Linked DNA regions of Homo sapiens: region 1 is linked to region 2. The links are chromatin contacts, found by Hi-C or POLR2A ChIA-PET in ENCODE. All regions are on one chromosome and are shown on one strand. Each heading gives the region's core, a stretch centred on a gene start or an enhancer-like site at or near the end of the contact. The rest is flanking DNA. Distances are from core to core; before and after follow the strand shown. Region 1 overlaps MUC12 (mucin 12, cell surface associated). Region 2 overlaps LOC105375431 (a long non-coding RNA gene).

Region 1 (6,763 bases), core at 1,524-4,023, 41 kb after region 2:
GTTAACATTTTATTTCTATGTATTTAGATTTATTCTATGGATGGTTTATATTTTAATGGCTGATTACTATTCTGTTCTATGGAACACCACAGTCATATAACCAGTCCCCTATTTGTCTATTCTTGGACATGTGTACCTCTGTTTTTTACTATAATAAGTAACGAGGCAATAAACATTCTTGTATAAATTTTATTTTATATCTGCATCAGATTAATTTAGGATGAATAACTAGGAATGTCATCGTTAAAATGATATCAGCAGCTGGGTGTGGTGGCTCATGCCTGTAATTCCAGTGCCTTGGGAGGCTGAGGTGGGACAATCACTGGAGGTTGGGAGTTGAGACTAGCCTGGGCAAGATAGTGAGACCCCATCTCTACAAAACGTAAAAAATTAGCTGAGTATGGTGGGGCCTGTGGTCTCAGGTACTCTGGAGGCTGAGGTGGGAGGATCACTTGAGCCCAGGAGTTTGAGGCTGCAGTGAGCTAAGGTTGTGCCACTGCACTCCAGCCTGGGTTACAGAGTGAGACCCCCAACTCCTGAAAAAAAAAATGGTATGACTCTTCCAATGGTCCCTGATGCATATTTTCAAATTATCCTTTAGAACTATGATGCCAAGTCAACATCACATGAAAAGGCCCCAACCAACACTAGCTACTATAGTCATCTATCATGATGGACGTCTATCTTTGACTGACAAAGAAGAAATCATATTTTGCTGTGTTTTGGATTTCTTTGCTTCCTGGTGAAATTTATATGCTTTTTCCTTCTCTTGGGCTTGTTGGCTATTTGAGTTTCTTTGGAGAAGAAGCTCAGTTTTCCTTTGCCTAGCTTCCTTGTGGAGCACCCTGACCCTGGAGGTTGAACTGGAGAAGGACCGCCGCACTTGCTCTGTGACATCCTTTGGGGACACCGTTGCCACCAGAATCCCAGGTTGGGAGGGGTCTGAATCTCTTCACCCAGAGCATGGTTCCCTTGTCCCTCCTGCAGCGAGTGAAGAACCTGGGCTTGGTGGAGTTTGCTAGCCCAGGGGACGACGGGGATGGCAGAGCCGAGGGCTTTAGCCTGGGGCTCCCACTTAGTGAGCAGGCAAGGGCTGCAGGAGCCAGAGAGAAGGAGCGTCAGGAGGTGAGGGTGTCCTAGGAACTGAATGTGAGATTTCAGAAAGAGGAAGGGCAGCTGGATAAGATGGATGGGGATTCGGTCACTTAGAGCTCAAGCTTGGTGTGACCTGCGAGGGCAACTGTTGTGGAGATGTGAGTGGTTAAGGACAAACTGAATGGTAACAAATCGGAGAGAAAATGGTATGAATCCAGGAACAAAGGCAAAAGAGAGCAGGTATGTTCGGAATGGTCCCCCGCATTCCACAGTGTCCCTGCCTTCTTTGGGTCCCTCAGTGGCCCACCATGTCACTGCCTTGGCCTCACCAGCCTCTGTCCCTCCATTGCCCCTTCTCCTTGTGGCTTCCAGGGCACAGCTGCTGCTGCTTTTTTTTTTTTTTTTTTGAGACGGAGTCTCACTTTATTGTCCAGACTGGAGTGCAGTGGTGCGATCTCAGCTCACTGCAACCTATGCCTCCCGGGTTCAAGCGATTCTCCTGCCTCAGCCTCCGGAGTAGCTGGGACTACAGGTGCCCGCCACCATGCCCGGCCAATTTTTATATTTTTAGTAGAGATGAGGTTTCACCGTGTTGGCCAGGCTGGTCTCGAACTCCTGACCTCAGGTGATCTGCCTGCCTTGGTCTCCCAAAATGCTGGGATTACAGGCGTGAGCCACCGTGCCCAGCCTCCAGGGCACAGCTTCTAAGGCACAGTTGGGATCATGGCTTTTTACTGAACTTAGTCAAGTCCAAACCCCATTTCTAGGCTGGTTCACACCCATTTTCCTAGCTTCCCTCTGCCTTACTGTCTTCCCTCACCCCAAACAGACAGTGAGCACTTTTACTCACCTCTGGGACCCCACACATGGTGTTCTTCTGCCCTGAAAACCTTCCCTTTCTCCTCTTTATTCCTCTAGCCCTTTATTGGGGCTAAAAGTAAAAGTCATTTTTCTTTTCTTTTCTTTTTTTTTTTTTAGAAACAGGGTCTTGCTCTGTTGCCCAGGCTGGAGTGCAGCGGCCTAATCATAGCTCAGTACAGCCCTGAATTCCTGGGCTCCAGTGATCCTCCCACCTCAGCCTCCCAAGTAGCTGAGACTACAGGGACACAGCACCACGCCTGACTAATTTTTTGTTGAGATGGGGTCTCATTATATTGCCCAGACTGATCTCAAACTCCTGGGTTCAAGTAGTCCTCCCCCCTTGGCCTCCCAAAGTGCTGGGATTACAGGCATGAGCTGCCACATCTGGCCTTTTTGTTTTGTTTTCTTTGAGATAGGGTCTTTCTCTGTTACCCAAGCTGGAGTGCAGTGGTGCAATCATAGCTCACTGCAGCCTTGAGCTCCTGGGCTCAAGCAATTGTCCTGCCTCAACCTCCTGAGTACCTGGAACTGACTACAGGTGCATGTACCACACTGGGCTAATATTTAAAATTTTTTTGTAAAGACAGGATCTTGATATGTTGCCCAGGTTGGTCTTGAACTCCTGGCCTCAACTAATCTTCCCACCTTGGCCTCCCAAAATGCTGGGATTACAGGTATGAGCCACCACACCTGGTCAAAAGCCATCTTTAGAATGTGCTTGAATTCTATGTTATAATCTGAGTGACCTTGGAAATTATTTATCCTTAGAACCTTGATTCCTATGTAAAATAGAAATAGCGGCTGGGTGCTGTGGCTCACACCTGTAATCCCAGCACTTTAGGAGGCCAAGGCGGGTGGATCATGTGAGGTCAGGAGTTCAAGACCAGCCTGTCCAACATGGCAAAACCACGTCTCTAATAAAAATACAAAAAGTAGCCGGGTACAGTGGTGGGCACCTGTAATCCCAGCAACTTGGGAGGCTGAGGCAGGAGAATTGCTTGAGTCCGGGAGATGGAGGTTGCAGTGAGCCGAGATCCTGCCAGTGCACTCCAGCCTGGGCAACAGAGCGAGACTCCGTTAAAAAAAAAAAAAAAAGAAATAGCCATGTCCACCTTGCAGACTTGTTGTGATGTTGTGATGTTTATATTTGGTAACTAAGAAAAAGCAGGCTTTAGACTTCCCAGCATGCACTGACTCATTCACTGAGAAAGTCTAATTAAGCCTCTACAGGGCCAACTGAACAGGGCAGAAATGTTCTCTACCCTCACGGAGTTCACAGCCTACAAGGGCAAAGACATTCCTAGGCAGTTACAGAATCACTGAGTTCCAGTTAATGTGTCCTGTGATAGGGCGAGTACAGGAATCTGCTCTGTACCCAATAAATGCCAGCTCTCCCCACCCCTGTTCATACCTCATGAGTCGTTATGGAGATAACCATAAACGTCCTTTATATGCTTTTTCATTGTTTGACTTGTGACAATAGACACATTCTACTTTTATAACGTAAAAATTCCAGTAAAATTTATGAGTAAACCCAAGAGACTCCCATTTTTAAAAGAAGAAGGAAAAAATGACAAATCAAGTATCACCTCCTCCTGGAAGCCTCCCTTGATGACAGGCAGGAAAGTCCACCCTGCTGCATTGAGCCCTGCCCTGCCTTCATGTGGGCCTCTGCTGTCTCCTCGTTGTACTGAGGGTCTAGGAGCCCCCATGAGGGGCGGGGGGTACATCTACCTTTGATCTCAGTGTTACCAGATGGCACCATGCTCTTGGTGTCCCAAACAAAGAATTGGATATGACACATACAAATAGCAAAGCAAGCAGCAAAAGTTTGTTACGTATAGTATTACACTCTCAAAGAGGGGAGAGCGGACTGATCTCTGTGAGGTGAGATCAGCATCAGTTTGGTGTACTTTGCATCTTTTTTTTTTTTTTTTTGACAGAGTCTCGCTGTGTCACCCAGGCTAGAGTACAGTGGCATGATCTTGGATCACTGCAACCTCTGCCTCCTGGGTTCAGGCGATTCTCCTGCCCCAGCCGCCCAAGGAGCTGGGATTACAGGCGCCCACCACCATACCCGGCTAATTTTTATATTTTTAGTAGAAACAAGGTTTCACCACGTTGGCCAGGCTGGCCTCGAACTCCTGACCTCAGGTGATCCTCCTGCCTTGGCCTCCCAAAGTGCTGGGATTACAGTTGTGAGCCACCATGCCCGACCACTTTTCATCTTTTTATGTGTTTTTGTTTTTTTTTAACTTCTCTTCCCAAGGCCGTCTAATCTCTAGCCAGCATCTGCCTTTTGATTGATAGGTGTGTCATTTAGTTACTTTGGCCTTTGTGTGCTTGCGCATCGCCTCCATCTCATAATCTTAAGTCCAGGCATGATATGCAGTCCACGTAGGTGAGCTGTAATGAGCTGATTATGATACAGGGTTATGTTAAAGATACTTTTTCTCTCTAACGGACATGCCTAGCACTGAGGAGCTACCCCTTACTGGTTTGGTCTGGATCTTGCTGGCCGTGGGATCTCCTTTTTATTTTTTTGGGATGGAGTCTCACTCTGTTGCTCAGGCTGGAGTGCAGTGGCTCACGATCTCGGCTCACTGCAACCTCTGCCTCTTGGGTTCAAGAGATTCTCCTGCCTCAGCCTCCTGAGTAGCTGGGATTACAGGCACCCGCCACCACGCCTGGCTAATTTTTGTATTTTTAGTAGAGATGGGGTTTCACCATGTTGGCCAGGCTGGTCTCAAACTCCTGACCTTAGGTGATTGAGGGCCTTCCAAAGTGCTGGGATTACAAGCATGAGCCACTGCACCTGGCCAAGGGGAGCAGAGTTTTAAAGGATAACTTGGTGGGTTGGGGGAGCCAGTGAGTCAGGAGTGCTGATTGCAAAGGGATGAAATCACAGGGAGTCGAAGCTGTCTTCTTGCACTGAGTCAGTTCCTGGGTGGGGGCCACAAGATCAGCTGAGCCAGTTTGTCCATCTGGGTGGTGCCAGCTGATCCATCAAGTGCGGGGTCTGCAAAATATCTCAAGCACTGATTTTAGGAGCAGTTTAGGGAGGGTCAAAAATCTTATAGCCTCCAGCTGCATGGCTCCTAAACCATCATTTCTAATCTTGTGGCTAATGTTAGTCCTACCAAGGCAATCTAGTCCCCAGGCAAGAAGAAAGTCTGCTTTGGGAAAGGGCTGTTACCATCTTTGTTTCTTCCAAAGTTAGTTCAGCCTACTCCCAAGAATGAACAAGGACAGCTTGGAGGTTAGAAGCAAGGTGGAGCCAGTTATGTGAGATCTCTTTCACTGTCTCAGTCATAATTTTGCAAAGGCGGTTTCAGCTGGAGGGCTGAGTTTTCCTGTGGGTGCAGAAAGGCAGGGTGGCTGAGGATTGTGGTGGCCTCTGGACGAGACACAGAGGAGGTTCTTGAGAGGTGATTGGGGAAGGTGACCTCAGAGACCAGGAGGCCAGAGGGGTCCCTCACTCAAGTGAGGGAGGAAGCCTGTGGGAAGGAACGCCTGCGTGAGCCTGTTTTGAACCCTGCCACCCTCACTTTGGTGCCGGCCTATCCTCTGCCATCCTCTCTGACCCTTGTATTCAGGGCTCAGAGATGCCCCACCTCCACCTTGGCAGCCCCTGGAGCTCAGCCCCTCCACTTCCATCAGGTTGAACTAGACAAAACTTAGCTCATAAACGAGAGGATTGGGCAAAACCACAAAAGTCCACCGACTTCAAAACAAACATGTGGCCGGTGTGTGCCTCAAGCCTGTAATCCCAGCCCTTTGGGAGGCCGAGGTGTGAGAATCACTTGAGGCCAGAAGTTTGAGACTGGCCTGGGCAACATAGCAAGATCCCATCTCTAAAAAAAACAAAATTTTAAAATTAGTGGGGCATGGTGGCACACCCCTGTAGCCCCAACGATTTGGGAGGCTGAGGCAGGAGGATCGCTCCAGCCTAGAAGTTTGAGGCTGCAGTTACTCCAGCCTAGAAGTAGGATGGTGATATAGTTTGAATATTTATCCCTTCCCAGATCTCATGTTGAACTGTAATTCCCAGCCCAGGTAACAGAGTGAGACCCTGTCTCAAAAAAAAAAAAGAAAAAAAAAGCCATCAAAACCCCAAAATCTCCCCCAAACACCAAGCAATCTTTTCCATCTTTTTCATGAAGTTAGAATTCCAAAAAATCTTAGGCATCATTGCCTTTCACCTGAACTGCACTGATCAATGATTTGATAGTGCTCTGTCTACCCCTGCACCCCGGCCTTCCGTCTTGGTCCAGCTCCTAGCCTCTCCCTGTGACTGTGTGTCTTTTTCATGACTCGGTAAAACTGGGGCCATCTGGGATGGCAGAGGGTGCCTCTGCTCTGGAGGACTGAACCGTCTCCTCTGCCAGGGGCCAAGGTTGGCCTTCCTGAGACAAGTGAGAAAAATGCAGCTCCTGGCATCTCGGAGATTGACAGATGGGACAAGAGGCCACACACCCTGTCCTCTCAAGGAAGTCCCTTATATGTCATCCTGTAGAATTCCTAGTAACTCCTGGGCTGGTGGCACTTCCATCACAGATTCTGTGCATATACAATCTGATTCATTTCATAGGCAGGATGAAGAAAGCCAGGGATTATATGTCCGTCTTACATAGGAAAATGGAATCCTACACGTACTGTCCCATGTTCTAAGTGGCACAGAGAAAATACAGTAGCCCCTCCAGTCCAGGGCCAAGATAATGGTTTTTTTTTTTTTTTTTTTTTTTTGAGACAGAGTCTCGCTCTGTCACCCAGGCTGGAGTGCAATGGTGCAATCTCGGCTCACCGC
Region 2 (6,625 bases), core at 2,520-5,019:
TCCGTTTCAAAATAAACAAATAAACATATAAAAAAAACCTATTAATGACCTTAGCTTTATAGATGTACTTAGTGCCATGGTCTGAATGTTTGTGGCTCCCCGAAATCCATATATGTTGCCATCTTAACCCCCAAGGTGATGATATCAGGAGGTGGGGCCTTTAGGAGGTGTTTTAGTCTGTTCTCACATTGTTATAAAGAAATAACTGACACTTCGGGAGTCCGAGGTGGGTGAATCACTTGAGGCCAGAAGTTCGAGACCAGCCTGGCAAACATGGTGAAACCCCTCTCTACTAAAAAATGCAAAAATTAGCTGGCAGTGGTGACACACACCTGTAATCCCAGCTACTCGGGAGGCTGAGGCAGGAGAATCACTTGAACCCGGGAGGTGGAGGTTGCAGTGAGCCAAGATCGCACCACTGCACTCCAGCCTGGATGACAGAGCAAGACTCTGTCTCAAAAAAAAAAAAAAAAAAAAAGAAGGAACTGAGACTGGGTCATATATATGTTTAATTGGCTTAGGGTTCTGCAGGCCATGCAGGAAGCATGGCTGGGGAGGCCTCAGGGAGCTTTTACTCATGGCAGAAGGCAAAGCCTGAGCAGGTGTCTTCACACAGCCAGAGCAGGAGGAAGAGAGAGAGTGGGGAGGTGCCACACACTTTTAAACAACCAGAGCTCATGAAAACTCTACCACAAGAATAGCACCAAGGGGATGGTGTTAAACCATTTATGAAGGATTCACCTCCATGATCCAATCACCTCTCACCAGGCCCCACCTCCAGCACTGGGGATTACATTTTAACATGAGATTTGGGTGGGGACACAGACCCAAACCATATCAGGAGGTGATTAGGCCATGGTGGTGGAGCCCTCATGAATGGGATTAGTGCCCTTATGAAAGAGACCCAGAGGCCAGATAAGGTCATACCCATAATCCCAGCACTTCGGGAGGCTGAGGTAGGTGGATCACTTGAGGTCAGGAGTTCGAGACCAGCCTGGCCAACATGGTGAAATACATCTCTACTAAAAGTACAAAAACTAGCAGGGCATGGTGGCACATGACTGTAGTCCCAGCTACTTGGGAGGCTGAGGCAGGAGAATCATTGATCCTGGGAGGAAGAGGTCGCAGTGAGCCCCAAGCCTGCCTGGGTGACACAGTGAGACTCTGTCTCAGGAAAAAAAAAAAAAAAAAAAAAAAAAGGAGACCTAGAAAGACCCTTGCCCTTCTACCATGTGAAGACACAGAAAGAAGGAACTGTCTATAAGCCAGAAAGCAGGATCTCACTAGACACAAAATCTGCCTTGATCTTGGACTTCCCAGCCTCTAGAACTATGAGAATAAATGTCTGTTGTTTATAAACTACCCAGTTTACAGTATTTTGTTGCAGCAGCCTGAACAGACTAAGATACTTTGCTGATTTTTTTTTTCTTTTTTGTAGCTGTCCTTTAATAGGTTGAGGAAGTTCCTTCTATTTACTAGTTTTCGGAGAGCTTTTATCAGTAATGGACGTCAGATTTTGTCAAATGCTTTTCCTGCATCTATGGAAATGATCATGTGGTTTCTCATCTTTAGACTGTTGACATAAGAAATTACATTGATTCATTTTCAAATGTTTAACCAGCTTTGTATCCCTGGGATTAACCCCACTTGGTCATGATGCATTATTTTTATGTATTGCTATGTTTTATTTCATAATATTTCCTTGAGGATTTTTGTGTCTATATTCATTAGGGCTATCGGTCTAGTTTTCTTGTAATGTATTTGTCTTGGTTTGGTATCAGAATAATGCTGGGCTCATAAACAAAGTTGGGAAGTGTTCCATTTTCTGAAAGAGTTTGTGTACAGTTGGTATGATTTCTTCCTTAAGTGTTTGCTGGAATTCAATAGTAAAGCAATTCAGTCATATTAGCAAGCTTAGATCTTTCTATAGGAAAGACCGTGGTATGATTTTTTTTATTATACTTTAAATTCTAGGATACATGTGCACAACATGAAGGTTTGTTACATAGGTATACATGTGCCATGCTGGTTTGCTGCACCCATCAACTCGTCATTTACATTAGGTATTTCTCCTAATGCCATCCCTCCCCCAGCCCGCCAGCCCCCAACAAAGTCCAGTGTGCGATGTTCCTGCCCTGTGACCAAGTGTTCTCATTGTTCAATTCCCACCTATGAGTGGGAACATGCAGTGTTTGGCTTTCTGTCCTTGCGATAGTTTGCTAAGAATGATGGTTTCCAGCTTCATCCATGTCCCTGCAAAGGACATGAACTCATCCTTTTTTATGGCTGCATAGTATTCCATGGTATATATGTGCCACATTTTCTTGTCTTTTTATTCATTTTCTTTTTTTGAGATGGAGTCTTGCTCTGTCACCCAGGCTAGAGTGCAGTGGTGCAATCTCGGCTCACTGCCAGCTCTGCCTCCCGGGCTCATGCCATTCTCCTGCCTCAGCCTCCTGAGTAGCTGGGACTACAGGCGCCTGCCATCACGTCTGGCTAATTTTTTGTATTTTTAGTAGAGATGGGGTTTCACCACGTTAGCCAGGATGTTCTTGATCTCCTGACCTTGTGATCCACCCTCTTCAGCTTCCCAAAGTGCTGGGATGACAGGCGTGAGCCACCACATACTTTTAAATAAAACGTACACCTCAATAAATTCACTAAGACCAATCATGCTATAGATATCTGGGCTTGCAATTCAAGAATAATATCATTAAAATAAAAGTTTTAAGCACACACTTTAAGATCACCAATGGTGGAAAACCAGTTTTAACAATAATATATTTATTTTTTATTTTATTTATTTATTTTTTGAGATAGAGTCTTCCTCCGTTTCCCAGGCTGAAGTGCAATGGCACAATCTCAGCTCACTGCAACCTCTGCCTCCTGGGTTCAAGCAATTCTTCTGCCTCAGCCTCCCAAGTAGCTGGGATTACAGGTGTGAGCCACTACACCTAGCTAATTTTTTTTTTGTATTTTTAGTAGAGACCGCGTTTCGCCATGTTGGCCAGGCTGGTCTTGAACTCCTGACTTCAAGTGATCCACTCACCTTGGCCTCCTAAAGTGCTGGGATTACAGGCATGAGTCACTGCACCTGGCCTAAAAATAATGTATTTATTATTATTTTATTTTTTAAAACACAGAGACGGCTGGGTGCAGTGGCTCACTCCTGTAATCCCAGCACTTTGGGAGGCTGAGGCAGTTGGGTCACCTGAGGTCAGGAGTTCAAGACCAGCCAGGCCAACATGGTTTAAAATACAAAAATTAGCAGGTCGTGGTGGCATGGGCCTGTAATCTCAGCTACTCGGGAGGCTGAGGCAGGAGAATTGATGGAACCTGGGAAGCGGAGGCTGCAGTGAGCTGAGATTACACCACTGCACTCCAGCCTGGGCGGCAGAGTGAGACTCCATCTCAAAAAAAAAAAAAAATTAAAAATAAATAAATAAATAAACTGAGAGTAGCAGTTTACGGTCTCCGCTACTCAGCAAATCCATCTTTTGGTTTCATTGTTTTGTCCCAAAGCTTCAATCAGGCTCTTGGTGACTGTTTACTGTCTGGTGTAAGGAGCAGGCCAGTGGCACCCTTGGTATTTATAGGAGGGCGATAGTTGCCTCCAGATCCACTGAATGTGGCAGGCTAGTGTTCACAGAACTTTCAGATGCACCAGACTCTAGGAAGAAGACAAGAGGAGACAGAAGAAATTAAATTAATCAGAGAAAGGCAAGATCCCATTTCCCTGATTTGATATGACTTCGCTGAACCTCCAGAAAAATCCTCAAGCTGACCTGGGCTTCCGTTTACGCAATCCTCGGAAAACAATGACCATATGAGAAATGTTTGCACAAGCTTTGAGTTGTTTTTAAAACCCCATAAATCCATAAATGTTGACATTTATTACTCTTAATGTGAGCATTCTTTCTAAGAGGATATGTTCCATATTTAAATTTATGAGGTTATTTTTCCTCCTTAGAATCAGAAACGATAGCATATTGCAAACAGAAACTGGCAGGCTCTTGCTCTCTCCCTCTCTTCCTTCTCTTCTCAAGCTTGGGTGTTTGCATTCAATCATAAAGGGTGTGATGAATTCTTCAAAACTGCATTAAAGCAGCGGCCATAAATGAAACTGCCAAAAAGAACGTGAAAAATAGTACTGGCTGCTTTCTGAAATGTCCCTGTGTGACCTTAGGTTTCTGGAGATTTTGTGCAAGTGTGAATTAAGCATTTGATTTTATCTTAGGAATAATGATGCTCGCATGAAACAGGCAAGGAAGGACAGAAAGAGAAGGAAAGAGAGAAACTGATTGAAGAAAAATAAACTTCACATGGAACAAACTTCACATGAAAACATGAGATTTTTTCTTTTTTTGGGATGGAGTCTCACTCTGTTGCCCAGGCTGGAGTGCAGTGGCACGATCTGGGCTCACTGCAGCTTCTGCCTCTAGGGTTCAAGGGATTATCCTGCCTTAGCCTACCAAGTAGCTGGGATTACAGGCGTGCACCCCCCATACCTGGCTAATTCTTGTATTTTTAGTAGAGACGGGGGTTTCGCCATATTGACCAGGCTGGTCTTGAACTCCTGACTTCAAGTGATCCACCCATCTCGGCCTCCCAAAGTGCTGGAATTACAGACGTGAGCCACCATGCTTGGCCGAAAACAGAAGTTTGAAAAAATTTATTGAAAAACATTTTGCCTATGATTCCAGTATCATAAACATACTATAGGACTCCAAAACCCAATAAAATTATACTGTGATCCTGAAAGTATCTTAAGAGGCATTTAATATACAATGTCCATGAATATCAGGTTGAACAGTGTGTTTTTAAAATATACATTTGTAAATGCTGTTTGTATATTACATATATTAACCCTTTGTCTGTCATTCAGATTGCAAACAATTCTGCCACTACTTTGTATTGTTTTGATAACTTTCCCCCACAAAATGTTACTTTTTAATGTAGTAGGATATGTGTAATTTTATTTTTACAGCTTTCAGCTTTCTTGTTTTGATTAAAATAGTCTCCTCAGCTCCCAAATTATACATATAGTCTCCTAAATTTTCCTTTGGAATTTTTAGGTGGTTTTTAAATTTTATTTATTTTTATTTTTTGAGACACAGTCTCACTCTGTCGCCCACCTGGGCTGGAGTGCAGTGGCGAGATCTCTTTGTGTGGCACACAAGGCCCCACCAGGGGTCTGATCCTGCTTGATGGGATCTTGATTTGCATAAACCATACCCCTGCTGGGATCCCAGCTGTGGTAGATTGTGTTATTGTTGAAAATATTTGCTTTCTCTCCCTTGGGTAGATCATACCTCCCTGTCTCGCTGATATCACGCTTGATGTCTGACTGGCAGTGCCTCTCTCTGATAGTATTTTATATCCAGGGCGACCTTGTGACTTGCTTTGGCCAATAAAATTTGGGTGGAAGGGACGCACATCGTCTCTGGAAAGAAGCTTCAAGAGCCAGCTGGTGGTTTTGCCATCTGTCACCCTCTACCACCATGAGACTGGCAATGTCCCAGACGGGGGTGGTTTGGCCAGCCCAGGTCCCAGAGTGAACATGGCATGGATGAGAGCACAGACATTGAAATGGGCAAGCGGCATGAGCAAGAAATACACCTTTGCTGTTGTAAGCCATATAGCCTTTAGGACTGTTTGTTACTGCAGCATAACCTGACACTTTCTGACTGCTACACCAAACTCGCTGGCTTTGAGAGACTTTACCCTTTTTTGCTTTTTTTTTTTTTGAGATGGAGTTTTGCTCCGTCTTGTACAGGTTGGAGCACAGTGGCATGATCTTGGCTCAATGCAACCTCTACCTCCTGGGTTCAAGTGATTCTCCTGCCTCAGCCTCCTGAGTAGCTGAGATTACAGGCGCCTGCCACCACGCCTGGCTAATTTTTATATTTTAGTAGAGATAGGGTTCACCATGTTGGTCAGGCTGGTCTCGAACTCCTGACCTCAGGTGATCTACCCACCTCGGCCTCCCAAAGTGCTGGGATTATAGGCGTAAGCCACTTCTCCCAGCCGAGGAACTTTACTCTTAAAGCCAAGTATCAGCTTGTCATCTACCCATCAAGCAAGCTGATTCCCCCTACCCTAGCCACCATGACTTCAGAGACAACTCTTGTGGGTCCCTGGACTCCCATCAGCTGATATTATCGGGACAACTGTAGCTGCAATTCACATAATCACACAGTGGCCAACCTTCCCAACCTCCTCCTGCCTCACTCACTCCTCCTGGGAGAAAGACTGACCTATTCCCCAGCCCTAGTTTCCTTTTTTTTTTTTTTGAGACAGTCTCATTCTGTTGCCCAGGCTGGAGTGCAGTGGCATGATCTTGGCTCACTGCAGCCTCCACCTCCTGGGTTCAAGCGATTCTTGTCCCAGAGCCTCCCTAGTAACTGGGACTACACAGGTGCGTCACCCTGTTCAGCTAATTTTTGTATTTTTAGTAGAGACGGGGTTTCTCTATGTTGGCCAGGCTGGTCTCACACTCCTGACCTCAGGTGATCTGTCCAGCTAGACCTCCCAAAGTACTGGAATTACAGGCGTGAGCTACTGTGTCCAGCCCATAGCCCTAGTTTCAACATGTCCCTCCCTAATCCTTGATATTTGGGGGCTG

What was found. A loop is a pair of places that touch in the nucleus more often than their neighbours do. ChIA-PET counts read pairs that join two places held with the same protein, here RNA polymerase II (POLR2A). Pooled maps may share reads with other maps.
Region 1: a map of PC-3 shows a loop between it and region 2 (7-fold over the local background). The contact joins two enhancer-like sites. A Hi-C loop is called at or near these places in 4 of 168 maps with a recorded cell type or tissue (PC-3, naive thymus-derived CD4-positive, alpha-beta T cell, natural killer cell and 1 more), 6 of 37 single-sample maps with no recorded cell type and 28 of 50 pooled maps. POLR2A ChIA-PET finds 5 or more read pairs at or near these places in 5 of 52 experiments (AG04450, H1, K562 and 2 more).

The regions. Positions count from the first base shown.
Region 1 is chr7:100,980,383-100,987,145 of GRCh38, forward strand. The region is part of intron 1 of MUC12 (mucin 12, cell surface associated); the gene reads left to right. Among named protein-coding and RNA genes, the nearest start is that of MUC12, 14 kb to the left of the region's middle. Within about 2 kb of position 2,774, at least 4 of the 41 ENCODE cell types and tissues checked have a DNase peak (open chromatin) inside an H3K27ac peak, as active enhancers do; they include PC-3, where a contact is called at or near this core.
Region 2 is chr7:100,938,667-100,945,291 of GRCh38, forward strand. It overlaps LOC105375431 (a long non-coding RNA gene), which reads right to left. Exons shown (of 3, transcript XR_007060457.1): 3 at 3,393-3,670. Among named protein-coding and RNA genes, the nearest start is that of MUC3A, 7.6 kb to the right of the region's middle. RefSeq lists an enhancer at 4,935-5,484. Within about 2 kb of position 3,770, at least 6 of the 41 ENCODE cell types and tissues checked have a DNase peak (open chromatin) inside an H3K27ac peak, as active enhancers do; they include PC-3, where a contact is called at or near this core.